Linked DNA regions of Mus musculus: all the other regions are linked to region 1. Evidence: chromatin loops called from intact Hi-C (ENCODE). Cell type or tissue: heart. All regions are shown on one strand. Each heading gives the region's core, and the rest is flanking DNA. Links, peaks and the distances in the headings are about the cores only.

What was found. Peaks named below come from ENCODE experiments on the same cell type or tissue, not always from the same donor. Only the 100,000 strongest peaks of a DNase experiment are listed, where the experiment ranks them.
Region 2: it touches region 1 in a loop (2.4-fold over the local background); 4 of 42 quality-filtered maps call a loop at or near these places.
Region 3: a loop joins it to region 1, with 13 times the contacts of the local background. A loop is called at or near these places in 19 of 42 quality-filtered maps.
Region 4: it touches region 1 in a loop (7-fold over the local background); 11 of 42 quality-filtered maps call a loop at or near these places.
Region 5: a loop joins it to region 1, with 4 times the contacts of the local background. A loop is called at or near these places in 6 of 42 quality-filtered maps.

The regions. Positions count from the first base shown.
Region 1 is chr11:44,451,256-44,457,146 of GRCm38, reverse strand. Ublcp1 (ubiquitin-like domain containing CTD phosphatase 1) reads left to right here. Exons shown (of 11, transcript NM_024475.5): 10 at 656-783; 11 at 1,532-2,576. The coding sequence ends at 1,559. It overlaps Gm42073 (a long non-coding RNA gene), which reads left to right and starts at 2,856. Exons shown (of 3, transcript XR_879809.3): 1 at 2,856-5,891. In heart, for the core only: a CTCF peak has its summit at 3,547 (motif pointing right); no DNase peak of the experiment used is centred there.
Region 2 is chr11:44,396,027-44,401,917 of GRCm38, reverse strand. It overlaps Il12b (interleukin 12b), which reads right to left and starts at 1,855. Exons shown (of 8, transcript NM_001303244.1): 1 at 1,800-1,855. In heart, for the core only: a CTCF peak has its summit at 2,743; a DNase peak (open chromatin) is centred at 2,887; H3K4me3 peaks cover 578 bases; H3K27ac peaks cover 867 bases.
Region 3 is chr11:43,764,145-43,770,035 of GRCm38, reverse strand. No RefSeq gene overlaps it. Among named protein-coding and RNA genes, the nearest start is that of Ttc1, 19 kb to the right of the region's middle. In heart, for the core only: a CTCF peak has its summit at 3,042 (motif pointing left); a DNase peak (open chromatin) is centred at 2,885; H3K4me3 peaks cover 546 bases; H3K27me3 peaks cover 1,853 bases.
Region 4 is chr11:44,329,361-44,335,251 of GRCm38, reverse strand. No RefSeq gene overlaps it. Among named protein-coding and RNA genes, the nearest start is that of Il12b, 68 kb to the left of the region's middle. In heart, for the core only: a CTCF peak has its summit at 3,598 (motif pointing right); no DNase peak of the experiment used is centred there; H3K27me3 peaks cover 1,316 bases.
Region 5 is chr11:43,780,748-43,786,638 of GRCm38, reverse strand. All of the region lies in intron 1 of Adra1b (adrenergic receptor, alpha 1b), which reads left to right. Among named protein-coding and RNA genes, the nearest start is that of Ttc1, 36 kb to the right of the region's middle. In heart, for the core only: a CTCF peak has its summit at 2,718 (motif pointing left); a DNase peak (open chromatin) is centred at 2,678; H3K27ac peaks cover 774 bases.

The DNA.
Region 1 (5,891 bases), core at 566-5,565:
TGGGAGAACATAACTGACTGCCCTTTTTATGGAGACCGGTCTGTATAAATAAATGGCGAAGTAAAATGTTTATGGCAAAATGTGGCAGAAAACTGGTATGAATGTGTAATAGTCTCAGCATATAGAAGTGTAGAGTGGGGCCTACATGATGGCAGTTCCCTCCCCAGGACCCACATGGCGGAGGGGGAGAGCTGACTCCTGCAAGTGTCCTCTTTGTGTGCATATGGTATGCACAGGCACACAGCAAATAAAGAAAGCTCATGAGAGAGTGCTCTGGGAAAGATAACCCCGCTGTGCTCAGGCCAAGCTCAGATCTCGGCTGGCTCTGTCCACAATAGACAGTGGCAATGAAATGAGTTAGTGGAGAGCACTCAGGTGACGGAAGGAAGCGAAGTGTGAGCAGCATCGCTAGAGAGAAGTGGCTGTGTAGACCCCAGGCTAAGAGAGGCTGTGCTGTCAGTTAGGCTGAGAGAGAATAGGTAGGTGGAAGAGCTTAAATAATACCCATGACTTCTTAGAAACTTAGGTGGTAGGAGAGTCACTTGCACTGGTATTTTAGCCTCAGCAACTGACTGAAATGGCGGAGTAGCACAGGCTTTTGTTAACGTTCTTGCCACAAGATGAAGTTTGATGAGATTTGTTCATTTTCTGACAGATAAGGCCTTTCATGAAAGCTCATCTAAACCGTGATAAAGACAAGGAACTGGTGAAGCTCACTCAGTACCTCAAGGAGATCGCTAAGCTTGATGACTTCTTGGAGCTGAATCACAAGTACTGGGAGAGGTAACTGCTAACTATGTCGCTTTACTCTTGAGACCAATGAGTGAAAACACACTGGCAGTGCCAAACTGTGCTCTGAATTTTGTATAAGGTGGGAAAAGTCTGAAACCACTTTTTCAGTCTACTGGAGTCCCCTCAAAGGTATTTCCTCTAACCCCTAACTTTTTCATAAACCCACATTCCTTCGGGTCTTTAATATTCCAGTAGTAGGAACTTGAGAAGCTGGAGTCACTTGGGACAGTAATCAGCTTACTCTCTGAATTCCCTACTCCTCCCACCATGATTCTTTAAGGCAAGGTCTCTGTGTGAGCTACAGCCTTCTCTATGTTTTTGACTAGAGTCCTTTTATTCTTTGTTTTGTTAATATATTTTATGTGTGGGATGTGTGCATTCAGGTATGCCCTCCTTTAGTATCTTTTATTTCACTATATGCAGGAAAAATTAGATCTTTAGATGAACTCTGAGTTAATTAGAAATCGCAACTCTATGTAATATTGGGACGTAGGCAGTGTGATGTGGTATCTGGTGCTTACAACCTCCCAAGGCTAATTGTAAATCTGAGCAGCCTGATTTGGTGACCCGCTTCACTTTGTGCCTGAGAAATACGAGGAACATAGCACTCCACAAGTAATTACAAACTGTACTCATCTTAAAAGGTCTGCCCTGAAATAAGTCCTTTGGCATGAGAGGTATATTGCTTTACTGAGCTTAGTCTGATTCTGTTTTGACGAGTTTATCTCATTTCCTGCAGGTATCTATCAAAGAAGCAAGGACAGTAGTTAGCAGTTACACTCAGAGTTGAAGATCCGGAGGTCTGTGGACCTCTGTTTCTTTGCTAGGCATTACCACGGCTGTGCTGGACACTGAAGCAGATGCCAGCCTGCCTAGCTGTGGTCTTCCAATGCTTTGTAAACAAAGTGCTAAACAAACAAACAAACAAAAAGTTCTCTTCCCTCTATGTTAATTTACTCTTGAAGAATTGTTCTCTGGCATTAATTTTTGAGGTGTTTCCCAAATCCTCTAAAAATGGAAAAAGGAAAGGAAAATGAAAAAAGGAGAAAAATATATCTACGATTGCCATCTTGTGACTTTGGAAATGAGTTTTGTCTTATGCTTTTCTGCTTTTGTCTCCTTGTATAATCATCTGCCTGAGTCTGAGACCAAATCTGTCTTCAAACTAGCTAGTGCTTTCCCCCTTAAAACCAAAAGCAGCACCAAAAACCCCAGACCAGCTTCTAAGTAACGACCTGGTTTGTTATGCTGAAAACTCGCAAGAGTTGTCCTTCCTTGTCAGAGTTTCTCTCCTGCAGTCTACTCAGAAGATCCTGAAGCTGTGTTGTGTCAGTGCTCCTTAAGAATGAAGGACATCTGCGTGGTAAGGCTGTGCCCTACATGACAGGGACAGGACAAGCAGACTGAAATAACACAGCAGGACAAGGCCGAGTAGAAGCACTTCTGCCTAAAACTAGTCATGAGCACAGCTTACCACAGTAGTAAAAAGGCACCATCACCAACTCGACTCTCAGAAGCATGGATAGCATCTCTGCCTACTCCAGTCGGGTGTCATTGTAACTGCTAACACCGTTGCAGCAAACATCTAGCCATAAGATTAAAAATACCTGATACTTGCAATGCTTAAGCCTGCAAATATGTATGTGACTGTTGTTTTATGTTGACAGTATTGCTTTATACAGTTCTTGTATTGAAAGGAATTGCTCCTTTTAAATGAACAGGTGTACATTGTTCTTATGGGACTATTTCAGTGGTGTAAATAATAAATATCTTTTCTTAAAACATTGGTTATCTGTTTTATAATGTCTCAAATATTTTACCTCTTTGTCAGTTCACCAACCATGTTCAGGCAAGGACCTCTGAAAATTAAATGCAGAGGCAGAAAGAATTAGAGCTGGAGACCAGCTGCAACTATGATCTCAAACAAGTATGTGTGCTGTTCTGTGTATATCATTATACATTCAAAATGATTTTAGCAGCTAGATAACATGCGTAATGAAAATAATTTATTAAAATGTTTCTTAAGCATCTGGGAATTTTCAGAAGAAAATTTAAGGGCCAATAGAATGTTTACGTGTTTATTCATGTATGCATTGCCTTTGTCCTTTTCAGTTGCTCTTACTGATACACCAGGATCTGCCTCCCCAGGACTGGCTCAGTCCTGTGCGCATCCCCAGTGCAGGATGCTAGGCTCATTTTGTATTGTTTGGCTTTTTCCTCATGTGGATGTGTGGGTGCACATGGGGGCTAGAGGTTGACATTGGACACTTCCTTTGATAGCTCTCTACTTTACTTGAGGCAGGGTCTCTTGATGAATCAGATAGAAAAAAATCTAAGCCAATTTACCTGTCTCTATCCCCTGAGTGCTGGGATTACAGACTTTGCCATCTGTCTTGTGTGTAGGTGCTAGGGATCTGACCTCTCATCTTTAGTACGCAGATGGCTAGCATTCTACTCACTGAAGGACCTCTAGCTCCTGTGAGTGCCAGTGATCTGAACACAGGTAGGTCCTCATGTTTATATGCAGGCCCTGCCATCTCCCCGGTTCTAGACTAGAGAGAACATTTAAGGTTAGTTTCATTTTCCATGTGTGATGACAGTTTATTGTTCCAAATAGTAACAGAGAAGGGCTTCATACTTCACAGTGAGCTGCACATGAAGGATAAGTTATTAATTAACCTGGGTCAGGAAAGAACAAACACATTCTTAACAGACGTGAAACCACATTTAGCCAGGTGGGGTTTTACATCTCCCACCAGTAGGTGGCACTCCAACCAAAGTTTGGAGCCAGTATGTTACTAACCACTGAGGCCATTTGGGATCTTGAGCTTTGTGTAATTAATAATTTCACATTGTATGAGACCCTTTATACCTTCTAACTCTTAAGACTTCTTTCTGTGACACACAGTTGACAGTTCAAAGGTATATCTCATAAATCTTACTTTTGCCAGGCATAATTCCAAGATTAAAATAATTGATATTTAGGGGTGTACATTTAGTCTAATGACTATATACCATCTTGAAATCTTACATTCAGAGAGTGGTTTGAGATCCAGGAGCCCTTTAAGTTTGCATTAGCAAACACTGGGATATTGAATTCTTTGTATCTATATGTAGTAGTACCTATTATTCCCCTATAGGCGAACAAGCAGGTAAATAGCAAGCAACTGAAGCATGTTCAATTATGGAAAGTGAACTAGTTGTCATCTGTTGGGGTAGAGCTACACAGAGGCAAGAGACTAGAAAAGCTGTAAAAAATGCTTAGTATCATTTAATTGTAATTAATACTAGTAAAATACTATTATGATTCTCAAAACTTTTTCCCCAAAACTCATGTGTTGAACACTTGGACCCCGGTGCTCAGAGGCAGGGCCTTGAGAAAGCAACCGGCCTCCTGCCTCAGTCAGCCCCTCAATTCTGTGGGAGAATCAGAGTCCCAGTACAGGTGCGCAGGAGTTGGAGAAAAGGGTGTAATTTGTAATTTGTCAAAGTGAGCATCAGACTTAAACATTACAGAAGAAAACAAAGAAGTTAGGTAACACAACAGCCAAGGTACATTGAAGCTATCTGACACAAAACAGAGAAATGCATACAAAAGACTGTCAGGAACCAGGCAGTGTTTACAATTGAGATAAGATCAGCCCTATCTAGAGTCAGCTAATGAAGGGGCCAGGTGAGGATTTCACACCCTAGTCACAATTTATGCTATTCCTCTGAGCCCTGTGAAAGCTTGCACCAGGGGGTTCTGCTCTAGCAGACCTTTTCATGAATAATGCAGTACTGTAGTTCTTCCTTAAACCACAACCCTCCTTCTTCCTAGGCCATGGTAAATTCTTGCATTTGGGAGTAATTTGGCTGCTCTTTTAAGTATCTGTAGGGAATCTCCATTTGTCAGAAGAACTCACCGACTTTCTTCTAATACACAATGTATTCTGCCATACCTGACTGTAATGAAGACTGTAATGTATACTTCGCTAAGCTTGCCCTGAGATTTCTAACTCCTATCCAGTAAAATATGCAAGAAAGCATGCAAGACCCTCCACACGATCACAGGGACAAATTTGGAGCATTCTTACTATGGGAATGCCAAGGTTCCAGGAGGCTAAGTTTCTGTGAAACTCTTTGCCTTGGGACTGCATCCAAGCCTTTAGGCCTGTCATACAGAGTTGACTGGAGTGGGTGTGGCAGACTCTAAGGGTACTGACCTAATAAATAAAGGAAGCCATAGGTTGCTAGATACGGAAGCTGGGTTTTGCTGTAAGACACGAACTCTGCCTCCTGCCTACACAGGTAAGCAGCATTCTCCAGCATATCTCTGTCAAATACGGAGAGACAGTACAATCAACTGGCCATTTGCTGACACCTCCAGTTACCCTTCCAGATACCCAGTTGTTTATCTCAGGTACTTTGTCACAGCGACAGAGCACTGACTTAACCATGAATGGTGAATAAGTCTATGTGGAATTTTCTCCCACAAAGTCATCAACAGAACTATTTTATGATACAGATTGTTATAATACAAGTTTCTACTAAAGTATTTGTACATCAAAAACTTAAGAGGTGCCTTGGAGAGTAAATGCTTAGCTATTTATGTAAAAGTCTAAGTTTTAGAATAGTTTTGGGGAATCATGTGGGTCTTAGTGTGAATGTCAAGCATTTTGAACTTAGAACCCCTTGGAGATTCTTTGATTGATCTAAGACTTAGGATGGATCATGACATTAGAAGAGAAAGGGCAGGCCACTCTCAGACCTGAAAGCTAGGCATGCATGACTAGAAATGAGAGTGAGGTCTTCTGTAGAATACGGTAGTATCGAGATCTGTCCAACAAAATAACAACAGAGCTCCTCACGAAACTTAAACGCCTTTCAATAGTAGTTGTCCTTCCTCCTTTTTCCCCTTCACCTCTTCTGCCATCTACTCTTACTCCTCCTTTTGACATGAGTATGTAATGTTAGCTGTTCTGGGGTCTCCTCTCTCTGCTTCTGGCTGTGGTTTCCCCTCTAAGGCTTTGAGAAGAAACTGCAAGTGTTGAGTCAGGAAGGAGGTCCTTGGGCAAGTGACCTCAGCCATGCTTTTGTCTTTCCTCCTTACAGAGCAC
Region 2 (5,891 bases), core at 276-5,275, 55 kb after region 1:
AAGGGAGCCCTGGCAATGGTCCAAGGAACAATCTTCATTTCGGCATCACCTACATCTTAGATCATAGAAGACCAGCAGAGGGTGGAGATGATGGCAGGTCGCCTCTTAATCAAATCTGCACAAGCAAAAAAGTGTGCAGTATGTAGCCAGGCTTTGGCTTTCAGGCTGATTGGCAGATGCTGGGCTTTGTTTCCCTCTCACTCCACAATTCTTCCATATGCTATGTTTTAACAATTCTTTTTTGTTTGTTTGTTTGTTTGTTTGTTTTCATTAGTTTTCTTAAGTCCTGAAAGTCTTGTGCAAAGAGCACAGGAACCCTGGGCTGGATACTCTAGCTCCCTAGAGCATGCAAATGCTTCCAAACATTGCTGCCAGCGGGTGCCTGAGTGGACATCCCTTTTGCAAGTTTCATTCTGTTATTCTTTAATTTAAAAGAGAAATGATATGTAAAAATAAAAATGCCCAGAAACAACAATGCACAGTACAGATGGCGTGGCTGTCAGGGATGGCAAGGAGGGCACGGGCAAAGGGCCTTGGTTCTACAGCCAAACAGACCTCAGTCTGCCACTTGTTAGTTATGTGACCTTGACAAGTTGTGTTGACTTTGTCAAGCCTGTACTCCTAGATTAAAAATAACTCTGTCAGGTTAGGAGTTCATGAAATGATCCACAGAAAGTGCCAGCTTGAGCCCCAAATGAAAACAGGACCCCAAATAGCTACTCTTCCCCTTCAGCATCGCTGAAATGACAATCATTTGATTACGTCTTTAATGTCTGTCCCCCCTTTCCCATACCGAGGTGTGTGACAGAGGTCATATCTGTCTAGTCTTATATCCAGAATCTAGCCTAGAGAGAGTCCATGGATTGTTGGTGCAATAATCACAGTATTTCAGATCTCAGCAAAATGAATTCTTGGGGGTGACCTAACTTCATCTTGAAATGCCTTGCTTGAACAAACGGAGCCCCCAGCTGAGGCTCAGTGATCCCTGGGTGAAAGCAAGATGTCACCCTGCCCCATCACCCTGCCCCATCTGGTGCTCATGATTTCACCTGGGCAAGCAGAGGAAGCCAACCCATGAAGATTAGCCTTCCCTTTCTCACAGATTTTAGAACCCTTTAGGAAATAGTTTGGAACATGCCTTGGGCTTTCCAGTTTTGAAGAGGTGGCAAAGTTAGTTAAAATCCAAAGGAACCCCCAAACCCAGCTCTCCACTTTGATTATCATAGCTGATTCTAAAGGCCATCACAGGTAGGACATTCAGTGATGAGCTTAGGCTTGAAGGGGTACATGAAAGGCTTTTTTTTTTTTTAAGTTTCACTCTTAAGGCAAGAACAGAATTTTAACAACACTCCTTAACACATATGCATTAATACTTAAGAAAATGCACATAGTATATGTGTCTATATAGACAAAGCAAACCTTTCTATCAAATACACATCTGTCCACAATGCTTGGCACATATTATTAGTAGCTCAATTTTTTGAGACTCTCTCAAACTCATTACACAGCTGAATCTGGCCTTAAACTCCTGTGCATTCTGTTTCCTGCCTCCCAGATTTGGAGATTACAGGTGTGCGCCATCACATCTGTAATTAGCTGACTTTTTAAATGACTATTTGAAGCCCCTGTCGTCAAAGCCCCTGGTTTCCACCAGCGGGGAAAGCCATCCGAGATGCTCCCAGAATCCACTTACCCCACTCCCACGCTGCCTGGTTCAGGGGTAGCCTGTCCCCTGGAGTCTGAATCTGGACAGCCTCTAGATGCAGGGAGTTAGCGACAGGGAAGAGGAGAGAACTTACCTTGCTTTGCTGCGAGCTGCCTGGTCTGATGTGCCTGGACACCCACTGTTCCTTCTGCTGCCTTGGCTGCTCCTGGTGCTTATATACTCTACTCCTACAGAACTTTCTGATGGAAACCCAAAGTAGAAACTGACTAGTCTCAATTGCAACACTGAAAACTAGTGTCAAAACATTCTGGGGGAATTTTAAGAAGTTCCTCCCTCCCCCCCTTGCCTCCCTGAGTGCATCTATCATACAGAGGGAATATAGACGTCGAAATCCCAGGTTAAGAGGAAATGACTTCGGGGTGTGGAAAAAGGAAGGAGGCAGAGATACTAATTTCTGTTTACATCATGCCTAAGGTGAATAGAGGCGGCAATGGCTAACCTCTCCCGATTCCACAGACTGCAGAAAAAGGAAGGACTTGCCCCAAACCGAGTTCATGGTTCATGCCACAATCAAATAAGTAGGTGTTACAGGCCCAAAGAATAAAGGGCCTAGTGTATCTGGGCCACCTTTCCCCATGTTTTCTTGTTAGCATCTAAATTCAGAAGGTATTACCTCCTGTTTGGCTCCACGTACCCCCTACCTCATACCTATGTTGTCTGTATCCAGGGACAGCTCTGGGGAGGTGAATAACTAATAAAAGTCATAGTGTTTTGAGGGCGTCTCTTATGCTTATAGGTCCTTACTCATGGATTGATAGCAGCATGAACTGAGCTAGACATAGGCAAGCGTACAGATGATTCAAAGGTCACTCTTTTGGGTACCCATACTATATTCTCACTTCAGTAATAACGTGTCTGTGGTCCTATAAACCCTTTGTAGTTTCTCTTCTTGAGGAGTTTAAAATTGCAAAGAGGTGTGCAATCCTGTAAGTTGATGTTACCTCCCTTCCTCATCCGTGCTCAGAAATATTAGCTCTTCTTGCACATCCAGTTCGCATACAGATGAGAGCCACTCTCAGAGCCGCCGATAGAGGGCGCGAAGCGAGGACATCCTCGCGGTTGGGACGCAAGGGACACAACCCGCCGCTTCTCCATTCCTGTCCCTGGCCTGGGTTCCCGCCTCCTGGGAAGTTCCTAGGGCTGAGGTTGGACCCTGTCAGGTTTCGGGCGGTGTAGATTTCCGGCCTAACTTTCTTCCAAGTGTCAGTCTGCCTGGGGCGCGGGGAGGGGGAGAGAACTGCGGAGCTTCCCAGCCACACACTTCCTCACTCCAGCAGCCCAGCTGCAATCCCTCTTTGGTCCTGATCGGCTTCAAACTGAGGGTGGAGACATCAGTCACAGCAAGCTAGCTAGTGGCATCCCTGTACTCCTAGGCTTCGAGTGAAACTGGTTTTGCATACAAGATCATTCTTAAGTGAACAAAGTAGGTTTCGTTGCATAGTGAAATAGCAGTAAAAAATAATGTGCTAGTTTTAGGGGATCTCTGAGGACAGCCATAATCTCTGTGACTAAGATTGCTGGTCACACTGACCCTACATGCAAAGCTCATGGTTACCTCTGCCCATCTCTCCCAAGGACAGATCGGGAGTTCGTTAGAGCACCATCTTTGGCCTCTCGAGGAACTGGATCTTGACAAGGTACATAACTCCTCTTAGCCTCACTGCTGCAGTGCAGGGTTGTAAATGTCCCCTGAGCTGAGACAAGCTGTGACAACATACATGCAAAGCTCATGCAAATGTCCCCTGAGCTTAGACAAGCTATCATTATGAGCCACAAGAAAGCGATTTCATGAGGAAAACCGAACAAAGCAATATGGGGCCGAAGAATAGCTCCATGGGCTTATTTGGAGCTGGAGGGAAGGCTAGGGGGGGGGGAGGGGGCTTGAGGTAGCTCTTGGGGCTAGGTCAAAAACAGTTAGAGGAATACAAGACACAAGGGAATGATGTGCAGAATAACAGTGTGGCTCATAATCAGGCTGAAGCTACTTGGCTGTGATTGAACCCCTCCCCCCCAACACACACACGTACGTACAGATGTATGTATGTAATACCAAAAGGCCCCTTCCCTTATCAAAAGATGGCTATAAGCCTTTAGTATACTTTTCTAATACAATATAAATCATGTGTGCTTTAAAACATTAGTTTTCAGACAATGCAAAGCAAAACATGCATCCTTGCTATTGTCAAAAACTCCAAAGCAAAATACACCTTGAATAAGAAGCTGAAGCTTTGACATAGAGACTCCTGGCAGTAGACATTACCTGTGCTTTGATGTGTGTTCCTCTGAGCCGCCTGTGCCCCCTGTATATATTTGGTTGTTTAAGTAGGATCTTGTTATATGATGATTCTGAAAATTCCTTTTATGTAGTGGTTGGGAAATGAACAGGCCTGGATTATATCACGACCCAAGTTTCAAAAGCAGCCACAAGAGTTTCTATGAACACACATTTTCCACATGTTAGTCGATAGCTTTACCACTCAGTTATCTCTGCAGCCCTTCAGCAGCCTTTAGTGAGTACATCCATGGCTTTGGTCTCTTGCTGGACCTAACAGAATTGACTCCACATCTGGATCAGTTAGAGACTTGGCTTAGTCTGCCAACTAGCTTCTCTCTCCAGATGACTCCATATTTCCAGATAACAGATAATCCAGGATGACATTCAGTGTGTGTGTATGTGTGTGTGTGTGTGTGTCTGTGTTTCAGAGAGAAATGAAGAAAGGGAGAGAGGGAGGGAGGGAAGGAGTAAAGGAAGGAGTGAGAGAGAAAAGAGAGGAGACAGCTTTTATCATGTGCATCTCTCCTAAGAGCAAAGTTGTCTTAGAAGCTCCCAGAACTTTTTCTTCCAGTCCCCTGGACAACTGTAATCTAGTCTTCCCGAGGAGAATATACTTACAGTGACTGAAAGCTGAGCTGGGCACAGAGCCCTGATCACAGAGGAGTGGATAGACCAACTAGGAGGCCATAAATCATAGGTATTGGCCAGGTAAGTCTGGTGGTTTGTGCTGACATAGAAGGAAGAAATCAGGTAATCAGACAATGAGAAATAAATCTTCCTTCTTAGTCCATCATTTACAAAAGATGTGTCTGCCCGCAGGCTATGGTTGTTGCTCCTGCCTGCTTCCTTACAGAAGCTCAGACCGGGAAAACACCCCAAGTGCATGTGTCAGTCAGCGTGTGACTAGATGATTTTCGGGGTTTGTTTGTTTGTTTATGTATTTATTTTCAATGGCTTGGCTTCCTATTTTCTCCAAAATGTCTACAACTAACATGTATCATTCTTAAAAAATATTTGGTTTCTTCTTTTCTTTTCTTTTCTTTTTTTTTTTTTTTTTTTTGAGACAGGGTTTCTCTGTATAGCCCTGGCTGTCCTGGAACTCACTTTGTAGATCAGGCTGGCATCGAACTCAGAAATCTGCCTGCCTCTGCCTCCCAAGGGCTGGGATTAAAGGCGTATGCCACCATGCCCAGCTTTGGTTTCTTTTTATATATGTTCATATGCTGTGTACATCCATGTGTGTGACTGAGGACATGTACGGTTGCCAGGATTGATGTGGGATGGCTTCCTTGATTGCTCTTCATCTTAGTGGGTTTTTTTTAAATTTAAATCATATAGTTTTAGTGTGTTTGTGTGTGCGCACATGTGTGCACGTGCGTATATGTATGTGTTTATGCACACTTATGTGAACAGCATGTAGCAGTTGGTTCTCTCCTACTGTGTGGCTCCCAGGGACTGAACTTAAGTTGTTAGACTTGGAGGTAGGCACATTTATTTACTGAGGCGTCTCATTAGTTCACCATCCTAGTTTTATAACCTGGAGCTGATGGATTTGAACTGTCAGGCCATTGGACCTCGGGACCCTCCCATCTGCCCCTCCCCAATACCACAATTACTGGCACATTTTGTTGTGTCAACCTCTTACCCCTTTTACCCACTGAAGCATCTCCCCAGTCCCATATCTCTTGTTTCTCATTTAAAAACATGTCTGAAAGAGTCACATAGAAATGGCAGTGATTAGGAATTTAGATTTCAGAGGCAGATTTAGGATCAGATCATGATTCTCCTTCAAATGTAATCGAGCGCACTCCTGTGTAGAACATTTCTGGCCATACAAGTCATCAAATTGTTACTGAGATGTACAGTGTGGGTGGAGAAGCCCGTGTTGTC
Region 3 (5,891 bases), core at 530-5,529, 690 kb after region 1:
TAAGAGGGAGTGGAAATTAAGAGGTAGGACCTAGATCACTGGGGCGTGTGAGGAGGGACTGCATCTTGACTCAGATTCTTCCTGGCTTTCCTTCTCTCTACTTCCCATCCATCAGGGAGTGCATAGCAGCCTCACTATATACCTACACCACAATGGTTTCTGATTGAGTACATGAGACCATGTAGCCATGAACTAACCCCTCTAAATCCATAAGCCAAGAGGAATCCCCCTCCACTAAGTTGTTTCTACCAAGCATCTGGTCACAGTGACTGAAAGATTCCCCATGAGATACTTGCGCCTATCTTTCAAAGCTTTTAAAAGTCACTAATCTAAACCTTTTTGGTTGGACACCCTTCCCGGGTCTCAGTGGTTTCTGTTGTGGTTGGCTAGCTGATTTTGGTTTTGGTTTCTGCTGAGGTTTGGTGTTCCTAAGCCCTGAGTGCTTCACATATAAAACTAAAGTAACATATAATCATCTATACCCCAATGATATGAAGGATCAATGAGCCGATGCAGGAAATAAAGAAATATGAGACATTTAAGAAACACACAGCTAATATTATTAAAATAGATCAGGACTACCAACAGTAACAAAATGGGAATGGGGTGTTGAGATAGGTTCTCAAGTAACTGAGGCTGGCTTGGTACTCACTGTGTAATGGAAGATGATCTTGGCTTCCTGATTTTTCTGCCTCCACCTTCCCAAGATTGCAGGTTAATGCCACCAGGTCTGGTTTATTCTGGGCTGAGATAGAACCCAGGACTTCATACATGCTAGCAACCTCTCTACCAACTTAGCCAGTCCTGGACCTGTTTTGTTGTTTTTCTTCTTTATTTGTGAGTTTGTACATTCATTCATTCATTCATTTATATAAGAGAATAGCCCACATGGCACCATGAGTATATGGAGGTCAGAGGACAGTCTGTAGGAGTTGGCCCTCTTCTTCTACCATGTAGGTCACAGAGATAGAATTTAATCATCAAGCAGGGTGGCTGAGCCACCTCGCAAAAAGGTCTGGTACTTACTACATAGTCCAGGTTAGCCTCCAACTCACAAAAGTCCTCCTGCTTCAGCCTCCCAAATGCTGGGATTACAGGATCACATCTGACCATTTGTAGCAGAAAAATCAACTTTGGAAAGAGTTGGGAACTCAGAACCTGGCTCTCTTTCATCTGAACTACCAAAAGGCCCTAGTTCTCACACTCCGAGTTTCCAGTGTGGTGGTATAGACTTGCCTTGGCAGCCCCGGGGAGATGGGAGAATCAGAGGTCCAAGGGTAGCATGGGTTAGTCCATGGGTTAGGCCAGTTGAGCTACATAGCAAGACCCTGCCTCAAGCAAAACAGTAAAACAAGCAAAAATTGGGGAAAATGGAGCTGGAGAGATAGCGCAGCAATTAAGAGCACTGACTGCTCTTCCAGAGGTCATGAGTTCAATTCCCAGCAACTACATGGTGGCTCACAATCATCTATAGTGAGATCTGATGCCCTCTTCTGGTGTGTCTGAAGATGGCTACAGTATACATATACATAAAATAAATAAGTAATTATTTTAAAAATATTGAGGAGGATGGAAGGATTAATCAGAATGCTTATTTAGAATACGGACTTATCCCACCTCCCATTCCTCCCGACTGGGTTAGGAAATGGAAGACCCGGGCATCTGGTCTGCACATCCTTCTTCTTGAGGCACAGTTGATCATGAGCCAGAATCTTTTCTTTTTCCCCACCAGAAACAGGGCATTACACTTTAGCACAAGTGGACCTGGAACTCACCCAAGTTAGCCTTGAACGCCAAGGTGATCCTCCTGCCTCTGCCTCTCCCTGGTGCTGAAATCACAGGCAGGCTGCTGAGAAGCAATGCGCTAGAGTAGTGTTTCTCAACCTTTCTCAGGCTGGAATCCCTTAATACAGTTTTTTGCTTTATGATGAGCCCAAGCATAAAATTACTTTCGTTGCTACTTCATAACTGTAATCTTGCTGCTGGTATGAATCGTGATGTAAATATCTGATACGCAGGATAGGATATCTGGATATGTAACCGCTGTGAAAACGTTAGTCAAACTCTCGAGACGGGTCGCGACCCACGGGTTGAGAACCCTTGCTGCAAAGCATCATTGCTTTAGGAGCTGGGCTAATTTATGACCCCATGAAAACAACTGGCTTTTAGAAACCCTGATCCCCCTACAAAACACTGTTTTGCCTGCACACCAGACACCTTCATCCTTATTCGGAGGGATATACATGTCAACCAATTGAGTAACCTTACAATGCCTACTGCCTTCTGGGACTCACTTTCCCCAGTACTAAGTTCGAGGGGTCTCTTCTTCTCTGCCCAGGCTGAGCGTCTCTCTGCTTTTCAGGCTCTAACTTCTACCCTCCTGCTTGGATGAGCCAAGGATAGCAGCTGAGAAAACAAGCCCTACGCGTCTTCAGTCAAGCTTCTCTTAGTTTACCTGTACCACACTGCCCACAATAAGGAAGAAGTCTAGTGTGCAGGGGAAAGACCGCTCTATAAGAAGGTTAAAAAAAAAAAAAAAAAACAGAGTTGTTTGGATGCTTTTCGTTTGGTTTTATTTTATTTGAATTTGCCAGTACAGAGAATTGAACCTAGCCCTCACTCACGTAAGCTAGACAAGAGTTTACCACTGAACTACATCTCCAGCTTTCGTTCCTTTTAAATGACGCAGGAAGGTTTCGGTTTCCTCCTTTGCATGTGGAAGTATTTGCAGTCAGGTTTCTGTGGTTTGTGCTTACTGCCAAGAGCTCTGCTCGCACACCGCATCCAAGCACCCTGAGGGACGCGCATCTCTCCACCGCTACGCCGCATCTACAGCTCAACGCTAGGAAGGAATACAGAGGGGGGCCCCCCGGGGCTGCTCCTAGCCACCTGCAATCTGGCGTCCTTCCTCCACGCACACTTGGAAGCTGTTTCTCGGACGAGGTGGTGAGAGGCACTGCGCCACGCCCCCTCGCGCGCCACCGCGTTCTTAGAGTGCAACCTGCCCGGCGTTCAGGCAGGCGGGCGCGCCATCTGCTGTCCAATACGAGTAAGCAACGCGAATGAAACGTTGCTCTGCAATTCAGCTTGGATCTTCTCTGCAGCTCTTCCCTTGACTCTCAGTTGGGGAAATGTTCTGGAATCCTAGGTTAAGGGTACTTAACTTGGGATCTGTGTGTTAGCTTCAACAAGTCTAGGAACCCTCCAAATACTACTCAGAGTGGGATATTTTTCTGGAAAAGAGGTAGTTTTCCTGAGTCTGACTAATAATGCTATGAATTGTAGATACACACACACACATACACACACACACACACAAAGTCTCTTGAGCAATATTGCCAGGGTATCTGGCAGATGCATATTCAACTTTCCAGATTTTGCCTGGCTGTTTCTAATATTGCCTGGCCACTTTGCTTTCCTGCCAACGAGGCATAAGACAGCCAGTTACTCTGCTTCCTCACCAGCTCCGAGAGCATTAGTCGGCTTTAATTGTAGTCATTCTAACAGGTTGGTGGTACTCTTCCTGTGGCTTGAATTTGCATTTCCCTAATGACTAGTACCGTCAAATGTCTTATCTGCTTATTTGCCCTCCATACATTTTTTGATGGTGTGTTCAAGTCTGCTCATTTTTAATAGATATTTTCATCTTAGCAAGATATATTATTTCAAGCTGAGATGTTAGGTTTCCTTATTTCTGGAACTGGAGAAATATTTCAGCTGTTGGGAGCACTTGCTGCTCTTTCAGACAACCTAGATTCAATTCCAAGCATTCATGTCTGACAACCTCTCTTGGCCTCTACAAGTACCCAAACTCAAGTGCACACATCCAATCATTTTTTAAAGATTTCTTTTTATTTCCATAACATGCAACTCCTTTTATGTATATGTTCTTTTCTCTTAGTTGATACCGTGTATTTGAATTCCTTAATTATGTCCTTTAAAATGCAGGAATATTTAATTCTGACAAAGTGTAATTTATTAATACCTTTATTTTTGGCTGATACTTTTTATTTGCACATAAGTGCTTTTAATTTAAAAAGAAAACAGAACTTTTCCTTTTAGCATCCATCAATGGAGCATCAGCTGCCAAGATGTTTGATCCTTTTGGGACTTCTAATTGAAGCAAAAACTACGTAAGGCATTTCAATACATTTTCTCACATTCAGAGGAAGATCGTGTCTTTCCCCCTCTTTCCAAAGTGCTGAGATAGAAGCATCAGGTTCAGTCTGTGTGCCTTCCAAAGGATGGTGAAGTTCAGGTTGTACGTGGACATTAAAAAGGTCAGAAGCTTGGCAGTGGTCCAACTGTGCAGGAAGAAAGATATTCACATTGATTGTTGAATTGAGAAAATGCTAACTCTCCGTGTGTGGGTCAACCCCACCCCAATAAGGTGCACATCACTAAAGCTGGAGGCATAGGTACACATGAGCGAGATGCCCAGGGGGCCAGAGGAGGATTTTGGCTTCCTTATAATTCTCATATCTGAGAGGCTGAGATGTCTGGGTTACCACAAATTTATGGCCAACCTGGAGTATAAGTGAACTCTAGGCCAACCTGGGCTACATAGATAGACTTAACTTCAGAATTCAAATAAAGAAATAAATAGGGCCGGGCGTGGTGGCACACGCCTTTAATCCCAGCACTCGGGAGGCAGAGGCAGGTGGATTTCTGAGTTTCGAGAAAGAAAGAAAGAAAGGAAGGAAGGAAGAAAGAAAGAAAGAAAGAAAGAAAGAAAGAAAGAAAGAAAGAAATTGTATTTAATGGAAAAGTGATGATATGAAGTTTACTTAACTAGTAGAAGGCTGTAGAGACAGAAAAGGCCCTGCTGTGGATATACTAACTGCTGACATCTGAGCAACACTACACTGCTATTGAGCCGTGTGTTGCTTGCTGATGTTACTGCCCAGGAATTGAAAACAGAAGCTATGGCCCTCAAGATTGTAAAATATATATATATTATATATATATTGTGGATAAAATGTTGGTTAAGACTCAGGTTGTTAGCAGCTGCTTCCAATCCTAGCCATGTCACTATGTCACTGTCCTGGTGATCCAAAAAGAGGCCTGTGGTCTGGAAATTATCACTGAGGAGGGAAGATCTGTCTTCCAATCCGAGAACTTTTGTCTGATCTTGAGGAATTATGGGGACTTTGAAGTGACTCTATTACAGAATCCCTCAAAGACAATTGCAAGACAGTGAATGCCACAACTTCTCAGCTTCCACTTTATCCTCCTGAGGTGAGAGAATGTTCCAGAAACAGTGTTTCCAGATAGCTACTAACACTGCTGATCTTAGTTACTCTTCCAAGAGGATGTGGCAGATGGAGTTGGTTCCCGTGAAAACCAAGTGTGGCAGAAATGACCCAAGAGTCCAAGTACACTCCGATTTCTTCTTATCATTTCCAGAAGCCACTCAAAGTGGAGATTTTCAAGATGTTTATTCCCAGCCTGAGCTCTATAGATCTAATGGCCAGGCTGATGAGGCGGCTTGGCAGGTGAAGGTGTTTTCTGATAATCTGAAGTCAACCCCCAGGGCCTTCATGGTGGAAGCAGAACCAGTATCTCCAAGATGTCTTCTTCTCTACACACACTCCTTGTGGCATGCACATGTACACATGCACATGCATGCACACACACACACACACACACACACACGTGATAGCAACAATAACAAAACAAACCCACAAGATCTAAAAGGGCTATTAATTTAGAGGACTGCATTATCTGGCATCGATGGGAAGAGAGGCCCTTGGTCCTGTGGAGGCTTGATGCCCCATCAAAGGGAAATGCTAGGGAGGTGGGGGTGGGTGGATGGGTGGTTGGGGTAGCACCCTCATAGAAGCAGGGGGCATGAAGGAAGTTGCACAGGGGAGACCAGGAAGGAGGCAACA
Region 4 (5,891 bases), core at 588-5,587, 120 kb after region 1:
TACTCCATTTGTTTTAATTACAATATTAAGGAGTGAAAATAAATCTTGCCCTTGAAATGCAATAAAGTAATTCTTGAAAAAAAATATGGCCTGTTTTTTTTCACTTGCTTATTTTTTTAAAAATAATTTTCAGATAGGTTATAAATAATGGTACTCAGAACAGGTTCTCCTCTTGGCTCCATCACAGATTTGTTGCTGATTGTGGACAAATCTCTAACCTCTGGTGCCATTGTGTACCCCACATGGATGATTCTTCTGAGTCCCTGGGTTGGTGGCATAAGAGCCCTTTGAAGTCAAGATCATATTTATGAGCCATCATTTTCAGTCTTATTAATAATAACAAGGACAGGCTGAGTGCCAGAGATGCTGGAGCAAGCTTGCATGGCTGAAGGATTGAGGCCACAGAGCAAAATGCAAAGCAATGAGGCTGAGAAATATTTAAGGAAGTGGGAAGGGGGAGATAGACAGGCAATCATAAAAGACGCAGGTTCCCACGTATGAGATCGGACAGTATGGAGGTTATTGGTTTTGGAGCTTGGGAAGGCTACCTAGGTAAATTTCTGTGTGGCCAGAATTTTTTAAAAAGCCTTGTGATAAACAAAAGAAAGGAAAGGAAATGGGGAAAATTAAGGGGAAACATAAGGAAAATGGGAAGGAAAAAATTATCCATGGATTCTGATGCTGTCACAAATCAATGATGCTGTTGTCCTCCAGGTGACCTTGGCTGGTCAGGGTTGTAGCTTCATAGACTGCTCTTGGAGGCTTCAATCTGCTTAGCAGCCCTGGGAGCATCAATTGTTGGGCTTTTTCCATTGGGCAATTCACTGCCCAGCCTGGCTCAGGCACTAGGATTGAAGCCCCTGGCCCTGGAGATGGAGCAGATTGATCCTGGGGATGGATGAGGAAGACTGTGTGTGTACTTACAGCCTCCAGGGCAGGAGTATAAGAATCGAGTAGCTCAGTGGGCATTAGGTTCAGAGCAGCAACGATCACAGCTGTTGCTATGTGGAGATGTCTCTCCTATCCCTGAAATCCAGCTTTATCGTGGAAGCTGGCTTGCAGTCCAGAATCCTTTTATTTACAAAAACCCTTAAACCAGCCAGCCAAACAATAACAGCAAAAATATTTTCTGGTCAAGCAAAGCACATGGTATGGCTACATTTGGGCTGTCTATCTGTGGGCTCCTCGGATGCTCCATTTTGGTGGTTCGCATGTTCTTCAACACCTGTGGGTGGTGAAGATCACTTCATCTAGTGGAAAAGGGTCTCTGAAAAATACCTAACCCCTCCTCTATACTCCAGAAGACTACCGGGATAAAACATACATCAGGAAAAGGTGGCTGTGGTAAGTGTGTGGGCATAGAGAGTTCAGGGTAAAAGGGAGTTGCTATTGGTTTCCTGTGGGCTGTTCAGAGCCCTCCCTCCTCCCTCCTCAAAGCCCAGAGTGGTTTGACAAGATTCCCATGGGTTTTCCTGGTCTCATTCCTAGGGGCTAAGGAGAAGCTGGGGGTTGGGTAGCTGCAGGATATGAAAAGGACTTCTTCCTTCATCCTCCACAATCCTTGCCTGTGTAACAATAGGTGCAGTCCTAGCCTACAGCAGGTGCACTGCTCAAAACCTTGTTAGGTATTGTCATTGCTTGCACAGCTGGAAACAGCTGGCCAGCTGAGACCATGGCAAAGAGGGGTCCAGCAAGAGGAGGGGACTGGTTGGAGCAGGGACTGCTGGCTCCAAACTGAGGCTGACTGGAGAATCACACAGTCTTACTACAAGACATTAAATAGACAGAGGGACACGGGGAGTCAGGGAAGTTCCCACTGCCTCAAATATGTCTCAGCATTCTTAAAGTAGTCTCACCAGACAATTACTTTTCTAGAAGTTTCTATGGCACTACTTCTTTTCCAAGACAGATTATGGAAGGTGTTTTAGATTCGTATGAAAAAGAGAAAGACACGGTTGTTAGTCTCTGAGTCCTAATCCCTGTGGGGTCTGCAGCCCCTAGGCTTGGAATTCTCTACATAATGGGAGGGGCAGCAGTGCAATATGCTAATTGGCCTGAGGTATTATTGCTGCCTCTGAACTCAGCAATCGCTGTGTTTTTGTTTAAGTGTGGTAACTGCTGTCTGTGTCACCTGGCACCCAGAGAGGTGCTGCTGTGAAATAAGAACAATAAAGAAGAACGACATGCGACATGCGTTTCACTCACCACATGGCTGTCCTGGAGAGACTTGGAACACTGGTCAAGCTCTTAGCATATGTCAATCACTGGTGTGTCTGTCAAGCCTGGCTGTGTATTGGAATCACCTAGGGATTCCTGAAAATCCCAGCACTGGGTTCTGCCTTACGTCAGCTGCATTGGAATCTAGTAGGGACATTGGGGGGGGGGGGAATCACTCTTCTGTGGGGATTAAATTTGGGGTCTTGAGCTTGCTAGGGAAGTGCTCTACCACTGAGCCACACTCTCCTCCCATTCTTCCCCATCTCCTCCTTTTCCCTTCTTCCTCTTTCTTCTCTTTTTCCTGATGTTTTCCTTTGCTCCCAACATCCTTCTCCTCTTCCTCTCCTTCATCCCCCTTCACTTCCTCCTCTTTTTCCACCGTTCTCCTCCCCTCCTCCTTTCTTTTTTCCCCCTCTCCTCTTTCATTCTCACCTCCTTTTCCTCTCCCCACTTCTTCCCTACTTCCTTCTCCTCCTTCTTTTCTTCCTCCATTCTTCTCTAACCATATCCTCCTTTTCTTTCTTTTGTCTTCCTTTGTATTTTGAGGCAGGTTTCACTCAGCAGTGAAGAATAACCTTGAACTTCGGAGTCTCCTTCACAACCACACCTTTCAGTACAGCCACGTTTATAGAGTCACAGTCCAGCCCAGTGAACTTGTTCTTGGGGGTTACCATGTGATGGAATCCCCTAGGCAGCTTGTTAAGTGCCTCAGAGTCCTGACTCAGTAAGGGAAAGGGCCAGTGGGCTATGTTTGTGAGCTCCCCCCCCCCCCGCCCCCCCACCCCCCAAGGGTGAATATCACTTACATCACAGCCGTGAACTTGAATGATTGTGTGCAAGTCAGGAATTGTGCTCATTTCACAGTCGGGAAGAAAGATATTAAGAACAGCTAAGCAGTTTGCCCAAGGTGATAAGGTAGGTCACTGTCAGAACCAGGAGTCAAAGCCAAGCCCCGCAGGGCTGGCCGTGAAAACAGAATGAAGACTTGTAAAAGTATATCTTTTGGAAATGGGAAATCTGGGTAAGAAAAAGAAGTCTAGCAAGTAGAACTGACACGCTTGATCTTGAGGCTCTAAGGGACAGAGCTGGGACTTGAGATCTGGACCATTCCCCTCAGACTGTCAGGGTAGGCATCAGCAAGCCAGTCACTAACCATCAGGGAATCCTTGATGCATCTGGACTCCTTGTTGCGTGGCATACAATAGGCTGTTAAGCAGTGATTTAAAAAAAAGAAAAGAGGAAAAAGAAAAAAGAAAAGAGAAAAAAGAAAAAAGAAAAAAGAAAAAAGAGAAAAGAGAGAGCAGACAGAAAGCTGCAGTGAGGGAGGGAAGTGGTCCCTATAGGTTCAGGTTCATTCGGTTCTCTATTTCTCATTTATAGGCTTGACCACTAGAGGGCGATGTCCGACAAGAGAAAGAAAGACACTGCTCCACCATTTCTAGGATTGGAGACGATAATTCTGTAGCTGGGCATTTAAAGCCAAAGCGAGGGGCGGGGTGGGGGGGGGAGGAAAGGGGGTGTTAATTCACCGAATGATTAAAGTGTTCTCTGCCCCTCCTGCTCACAGGCTGCTGGGAAACATCCTCAAGACACACTGACCCATGGACCCTTCTAGATGTAAAGTCCACTGGTCAAGGGAAGAGAAAAGGAAATCTAGGTTGGTCTGAAATTTGGATGTTTACAGATAGTAGGAGGTTTTCAAAAAAAAAAAGGACATTTTGTAGCTTCCCAGACATTCACAGCATCGATGGGAGTTAATGTTTCGAGAAATGGCAATATAATGAAGTTGCATGCTGAATTAATTTTCCATAAATAAAACAGGACATTTTCATGGCTTGCTTTTCCTGCCCCATCATGGGGGTGTGTTCTTTTAGCGACTGAGCAAGTGCCCCCTTTCTCCCACTCTACCTCTTCGGGTGAGGCTGGCCAGGGGTTTGAACCTGGACTGTTTGCTCTGGCTATGCAGCCCTGGGTGATTCACCTGATTAGGTGCTGACTAGGAAATAGAAGCGAGGGATGACATTGCACATTTGTCAGGAGCATCCTAGGGAGGATATGCCTGAGGGTCTTAGGTACCATTCGAAAAACCTTCAGTGTATATTGGCCATTTTCCATGCGTTAGCCCAGCTCATGGTCAAGACTGGATGGACCCTCCTTGAAACACCATCGAATCCTTCATCCTTCCCTTTGTCTCTCTTCTGTCCAGAGATGCTGGAGAGGAGCTGTGCAAAGCCTGTGAGGGTTGCATCTCCTTAGGGCCATCGCCAACCCCAAGAATTGTATTTTAGAAGCTCATTGAACTGGAGAGGAATGAGCTTCAAGTATCAGCCTCTGGAGACACAAAACTATTAGAGCTAATGGCGGTGCCAATTAGCATAACTACTGCACACACAGAGTGAGCTGGGCACGGTGCTGGAGGGCTTGTGTGCACTTTCTTACCACGAACCCTATGAGATGTTTTATGATGTCACTTTTTCACGTGGGGACAGTGAGGGGCAGAGAATGTCAACAACTATGCCTAGGACACACAGCTCTGGAGCGACAAACCTGAAGCCAAAGCCAGCTGTGACTCTGATGTTTGCTGTGGAGAAGGGGCCAGTAATCAAACATGCGACAAAATGATAACTTGCTCTTAAGGTGGCATTTGTGGGATAGCTTTGTATCCCTTCAGAAGACTACGAGGAGGAGGAAGCCATGTGTGACAGAGACTGGGGAACATCTGGAACCGTGGTGTCATGTGGGGAGATCTCTGGGGTCTGCTAAGGGTTCAGGAGGGAGAGATGAGGAAGGGGAAGGCCTGGAAGAAAACGCCTGCAGCAAAGGCAAGGGGAGAGATGTGGCCTCTGTTTCAGGGACATCAAAAGACAGAGGAGTTACCTGTCATGAACTGCACTTGGAGGAAGGGGAAACTGAAACATGGCAAGGCAGCAGCCTTGGCTAAGGGCAGTGGCTTAGAGGCAGGGTTAGGATAGGAAATGCCATCTACAGAACCCCAGAGCTTCTGCAGGGTGGCAGTCATCTCAGAGTCTCATGTCCATCACCAATAAAGAAAAATACTGCTAACCCCTGGGAGGATCTAGGCCAGCCAGCCACCCAGCCACAGCCAGGGCTCCGATGTCGGGGATGTGGGACTGTGGTAGCAGAACGAGTTCCCTTTCCTTTCCTCTCCTTTCTTTTTTCTTTCTCCCTTCTCCCTTCTTCTCTTCTCTTTTGAAGCAGTGCTACACTCTAGCCCACGCTAGCCAAGGCTGGCCTTAGATGTGCTGCAGTCATCTTGTTTCAGTCTTGTGAGTGTGGGCTCGATCTACCCACAATCTAATCCACAGACAGCTGGAATAATTCCCAAGGTTTAAGATGTTGACAAAAGACTGTGTCTGTGCACCACACCCAGATTTATTTCTCCTCCTCCTAGGGATCACATTACTCACCCCTTTTTTTAAAAAAATATTTCATAATCTCTCTCACCAAACTATAACAAAGTGTGAGATGAGTTTAGAATCCAGCAAGTAAGGGACCAGAGAGGATCCCGTCCCAGCCTGCTCTGCTTCGTGATTGGTTCTTCTTTCTTCCCCGATTCTGTAATTGTCATCCTGCCTTTCTCCCCAGCCCCTTAAGGCACCTGGTCATAGACAAGGTTTCAGAAGCCTGAAAGGCTTTCATGGGCTGGTGCCTGA
Region 5 (5,891 bases), core at 555-5,554, 670 kb after region 1:
CATTTGTTGAGGCTCTCTTCCGAATTGCATCAAGCTGGCAATTAAAACTAACCACCACACAGGCAAAAGGGGGTCATGCTTTTAGCCCAGTGATTGGTACAAAGAAAGAATTTTGTTAAAGAGTAACTGTGGTTCTACAAGGATGCCCTGTGGTTGCAATGAGTGTCGTTGGCTCACAGCAAGTTGAATGTTTAGTGCTTACTCTTCAGAGTTGTGGAATAGACCCTATAGGATGACCTCCTTGGAACATGTCCAACCAACATGCTTCTCTCTGAACGGGCCCTGCTGGGTGTTAGCCTTTGATCCTTACACTTCACAAACCTCCTAAATCACTCAAAGCCCCTAAGAGCCAATTGACGTAGCTGGGTCTAGGAGAACATCTGTTCCCCAACGTTATCCCTTCTTATCTAAGCCTCACCTCCTCCTCCTAGCACACAACAGAAGGTAGAGGAAAATAATAGAAATGCCTCACACAAGTGCTAAGGTCTCATCCCCCACCCCAGCCCTTTCAGAGGGCTGTCTCATTAGGTCTGCTTAAAAAGCATGATCCTAAGACTGCCAAGGAAATCAGAATTGGCCATGGGGTCACTAACAGTGTTTCCCAGGGATATCTCTACTGCGGGTCAAATCAAATCAGATGTATGTTTCCGAGGTCTATGTGTTAGCTTCAAATTACAGCTATAAATGGCACAAGAATCTCTGAATTAGATATTCAGTCATTGATCAAATATTTATGAAGCATCTACTATGTGCCAGGGACTGAGCTTCCCAGGGCAAAAGGGAGTCTCAGTTCACATCTTTAAATACTTTAGGTCCCTCAAAAAGGAATGTCTCTCACTTTAAGGTCAAAATGTCAACTCATCTCTACCTATACTAACTTCTTCCTGAGGAAGGGAGAGCAGGCCTGAGGCCTGCCAGTCTGGAGCAATCCAAAAAGTACTAAGAATGTTGTATTTCTATCTTTTTTTTAACTATGGCTTTCCATTTATAGCAAATGATTCATATTTTCAATGAGTAATAAAAGCTTCTCTTAAGAGTATAGTTCTGGGCTGGGGAGATGGTTCAGTGGGTAAGAGTGCTTGCCATGCAAGCATGAAGACCTGAGTTCAAATCCCCAGCAGCCATGTAAAAAGTCAAACCATGGTCCCAACACACCTTTAACCTCACTCCTTGAAGGGAAGGCAGAGCCAAATGTCCTGGGACTTACTGGTCACCTGCCTCGCCCTGGGTTCACTGAGAAATGCTGTCTTGATAGGACAAGGTATAAAGTGAGAAAGGACAGCACTTGCCCTCCACTGGCCTCCATGAGTGTACAAATTATATATATACACACACACACACACCATATACAGCACAAACACAAAGGCATAGCTTATGAATTTATGTCTCATTAAAGTAACGATTCAGCACTTACAAACATTTAATCAAAAGTATCTTTTGTATGCATCTATCAGACTATATATTTTTAATTGTCCTACAAAGTAATAGGTTTCCTTGTGGAAATTTTATACAGTTTTTTTTTATTAATCTCCCTGTCTCCTTCTTGTACCCCATAGTTCAGGTACCAAAAGTGAATGGATTTAAAGAAAAGCGTTGTGTTAGTGGTGGCTCAGACTGACATTAATTAGTCAACCTAGTCTTGAGGTAGGTCAGGAGTCCCGGCCTTTGGAGAGTTCCTGGTCCTTTTACAACTGCCATGCCAGCTGTAGTCTGTTTTCTGAGGAAAATACAGGACGGTTTCATGCAGCTCCCGGAGCTCGGAGATCACATGGACCCAGCATGGGACTTAAGTGTGAGAAAGCGTTCTAGTGAGAACCCTTGCCTGTGGACTGCGACCACTGTCCCCTTCCTGGTGGCAGCCTGCTAGCAGAGCCAAAGCTGTGCGTCAATGTGCTCACAGCATCCATGAGAGTTAAACTTAGGGAGAGCTTTCTGTGCACAAAGCCCTCAGCAAAACTAAAGTCACCTTATCCCTGCAGAAAGCAACTCCCATGTTCCAGGGATCTGAGCGGCTCCCTCAGGGACTGGAGGGGGGATCTTCTCTCACCCCATTCCTGAGAATGCAGATTTGCCCATCTATGACCTCAGAAAAGAACTTCAAATCCCTGACTCCACTGCTCCACAAACATTGTTGGATCCAATCAACGGGAACGGGTCCTAGTGGCTACCTGCTGCTCTCCAAGCTGAGTGGTCTTGAGTGAGTCGCCCTCCTTCACTTAGTAGGCATACTTAAGAGACTTGCCAAGGCTCAACAATCTAAGATTCAGAACCTGAAGCACTGGAATTGCTTCGATAGTGGAAGAAGCAGAGCCAGACTCAGAGACCAGGGAGCGTTCACAGTGAGTTAGTGACACTGTCAGAGAACCCTCTGCAGCCTGAGCCACAGCACAGAGCACCTGCCTTCCAGGAACCTGCTTTTCCTGTTGTACTTATTCCTGTCTCCTGAGGAAGGATCTGCCCAGGGGAAAAGATCCACATGGCCCATCTTCTCTCATGCCAAAGAGGCTTAGCACCTTCTCCAATTAACTATGGGTTTCTGTACCCTACCAGGGCATTGGCTGGTCCAGCAAGTAGAGCCTTAGTCCTCATGTGTGTTGGGGTGGAGGCAGGGAGCAGGATTTGGGAGTAAAGATCCCTAGGGAAGAAGTCAAAATATTCCTGGAATCTGTACCAGGGGCCAAACAGTCCTGGACTCACAGTGCCCCCTGGTGGTGAGCCAAGGGAAGCCCATACCCAACCCCACCTCCAGCAAGGAGCAGTATGTGCCTTCTCGAGGATACTAAGTACTCAGCTAGAATTACTAAATCCAAGAAAGGAAACTGATGGGGAAATAATTAAATCAAAATTATATGTAACGATATCAAGCATAGGTCCCAACGGTTTTTCCTCTTTATTTATTGTTTATTTGATTGATTAACTGATTGATGATTGATTGATTGATTTTTGGTGAAATTACAAGACCCATCAGTACAGGAGTAATTACTATGTGGCAAATGACTATTACTTTGGAGTTGATTGTGGGGCAGAGACCTGGTTTACAGCATGCCCCTATGGACTTAACAAGTTGCATCTAGTTCAATCCTAAACAACACTGGATGTAGTTGCTTCTACTAACTCCATTTTACTGATGAGAACCTGAGGTCCCTAGGGACAGTATGAAAGTCGATATATCAGGAAGGATATTCAGGGTTCTAACCCTGAAACAATTACACACACACACACACACACACACACACACACACACGACTCCCTGTCAGAAATTTCTGAGGATGCTGGATGTGGTGGCACACACCTGTAATCCCAGCCCTTGAGAGGTAAACATAGAAAGATCCAGAGTCCAAGGTCACCCTCAGTTACATAATGAGCTTGGGCTACAGGACAGTCTATCTTTAAAAGTTAACAAACAATAGAAGAAATCACCGCAGGACACAAACATGCTGGCAAATGCCTGTACGTCTCCACTGTGGAGACTAAGGACCATGTATTTAAAGCCAGTCTATACGCTTCCCAGATAGCTGGAAGATAGCCAGAGTTGAATAGTGAAGGCTCTGTCTTAGAAACAGTGCTTACTGGAGATCGGGTGGTACCATGCAAGGGTCTGAAGGAAGAGACAGGAAAACAATGCACAGTGCAAAGGGGACAAGAAAGACCAGAACAGCTACAGGAACCCAGAGTGGCAATGTACGGAGGATGTCACAGCACACAGTCCAGCAGGAGGGAAGCTTGGGACAGCCCTTAAGAAGCCAATGCAGCTAGCTGTCAGAGCTTACAGTACAGTTGGCCCAGAGGATCCTCACAGGGGAGTTTAGCCTACAGAAACAGATGTGCAAAGAGCGAGTGCCTGAGGCTTTTTAATCGCTGCAGATTGGAACAGTTAAATATTGGAGATCAATCACCTGCTTGACTGGCATTAGGGGACATGTTAAAGAAATTACTATGCATCCAGATTGGAATGTGACATGGCAGTAGTCGGGGTGAAGAAACGATATAGACCCAGACAAGGAGAAGTGACTGAGCCAAGCAATTTAGGGAAAGAGAGGTGGAGTTGGACCCCATTTAAGGAAAAAAAAATCACAGAAGAAAACCACAACTGTTAACTCTGGTCCTCCGAACTTGACTGGAGAAAGATTTTTTTTATTCTTTTATACATTTATTTTTGTAACCGGTCATTTTAACTCAGCATTATCATTTTTATAAGAAAATATATAAATCTGGAGGGGAAATGAAAATAATGTTTCCTGTCCAGAAGGGATTTACAATCTAGTTAGTAAACAAGGCCTCAGCCAGCCCTGGGACATAGCTTGACAATATTAACAAGCAACTAAGTGGCCAAATGGGACCAGCCTGTATGTGTTCAGCAGGGTGGGGGATAAAGAAACCACACTGACTTGACTGGAGTAGATCAGAGCAGAGTTCCTGATGGAGGCTGAAGACTGGGCAGGCTGTGTTGGCCCTCTGTATCCTCCAGTCCTGCATCCGAGAGTTTAACCAACCCTGCGTTAAAAGCATTAAGAGTGGAGCAGGAAGAAGGTTCAGTGGGCAAAGGGGCTTGCCGCTAGGCACAGTTACAGGAGGTCAGTACCCCAGATCCACGTAGAAGAAGGAGATAACTGACTCCCCAAAGATGCCCTTGGAACTGTATACCTACTCCTTGGCATGTGGCCCCTAGCACAAAAATAAACAAAAGAATAAATTTGCATAGACATTTGAGGGCAAAGGTCGAAGCTCTACTGGAGAGATGCAACTTGTTTCCCTCGCTCTTCCCTAAACACTGCGCAGTATAACAGCCATTTATGCGTCACTTATATCATGCGAGATTCTGAGTTATTGATTTGTTATCAGTCACCTAAGGAAGATGCAAAATGCATGGGAGGCTACAAGTAGGTCACAAGCAAATCTCTTGAACCATTTTATAGAAGCGCAAAGTCGCAGATTTTTTTTTTTTTACAAGAGCTGGGATCCTCCTCCCACTGATATGCGGACCACGTGCGTTTCAAAAGGCCCATCATTTGTTATAGGGTTAAAAAGTGTCAGAGCAAATAATAAGAATTTTACATGGTCCTCTCTTTCCTTCTATTTTCTCATTTACTTCTTCCTTTTTATCATTTCTGTTTCATTTTTGGTGGTTGTGGTGGTGGTGGTGGTGGTGGTGGTGGTGTTTTGAAACAGGGCTTCCTGTGGCCAGGGCTGACCTTGAAACTGAATATGTAGCTGACAATGACCTTGAGCTCCTGCTCCTCCTACTTCCACCTCCCGAGAGCTGGGATTTTCAATGTGTGTCACTACACCTTACCCCATGTACATAATTACTCTCACATACTCAAAAGAAGATTCTATGAAACAGTTACCGTTCGCATTTGATAGATGAGAAAGTAGCAGGCTTCATGAACACTTCTAAAGTCCAACAGCCAATTCTGGACACCAGGCCAGGTCATTTGAATTCCGCCTTATACTCATCTCTCACACTGCCCAAATTATCTTGAGAGGAAAGAATGCCTTATACTCACAAGAATGAATTGCACATGACTCCAGATTTGCATGAGAAAATCTATCCTCAGGTCTTTGCTTAAACTTTACAAGGCTATGGCCATAACAGGGTGCTTTCTAACAAAGTTTCAGCACAGGGTCTTGAACACAATCTTCACAGTGTGGAAGATGGCCTAGGAGAACACTTGCCATTAGCGGTATTGTGCTCTGTGTAGTCCTTAAAAGGAAGGATCCATTTGTTGCTCAATTCACTGCCATCTTCAACAGGCTTGACACCAGGCAAGGTTTCATGTTTATCCTCAGAAAAAAGGCTGTGTTGCTTTCAATCCTTCCCCTCTTTGGTCACATTGCGTCCATAGCTACCAGACTGGTTCCTATGCAACAAGACATGCTGCCTGGCTTTG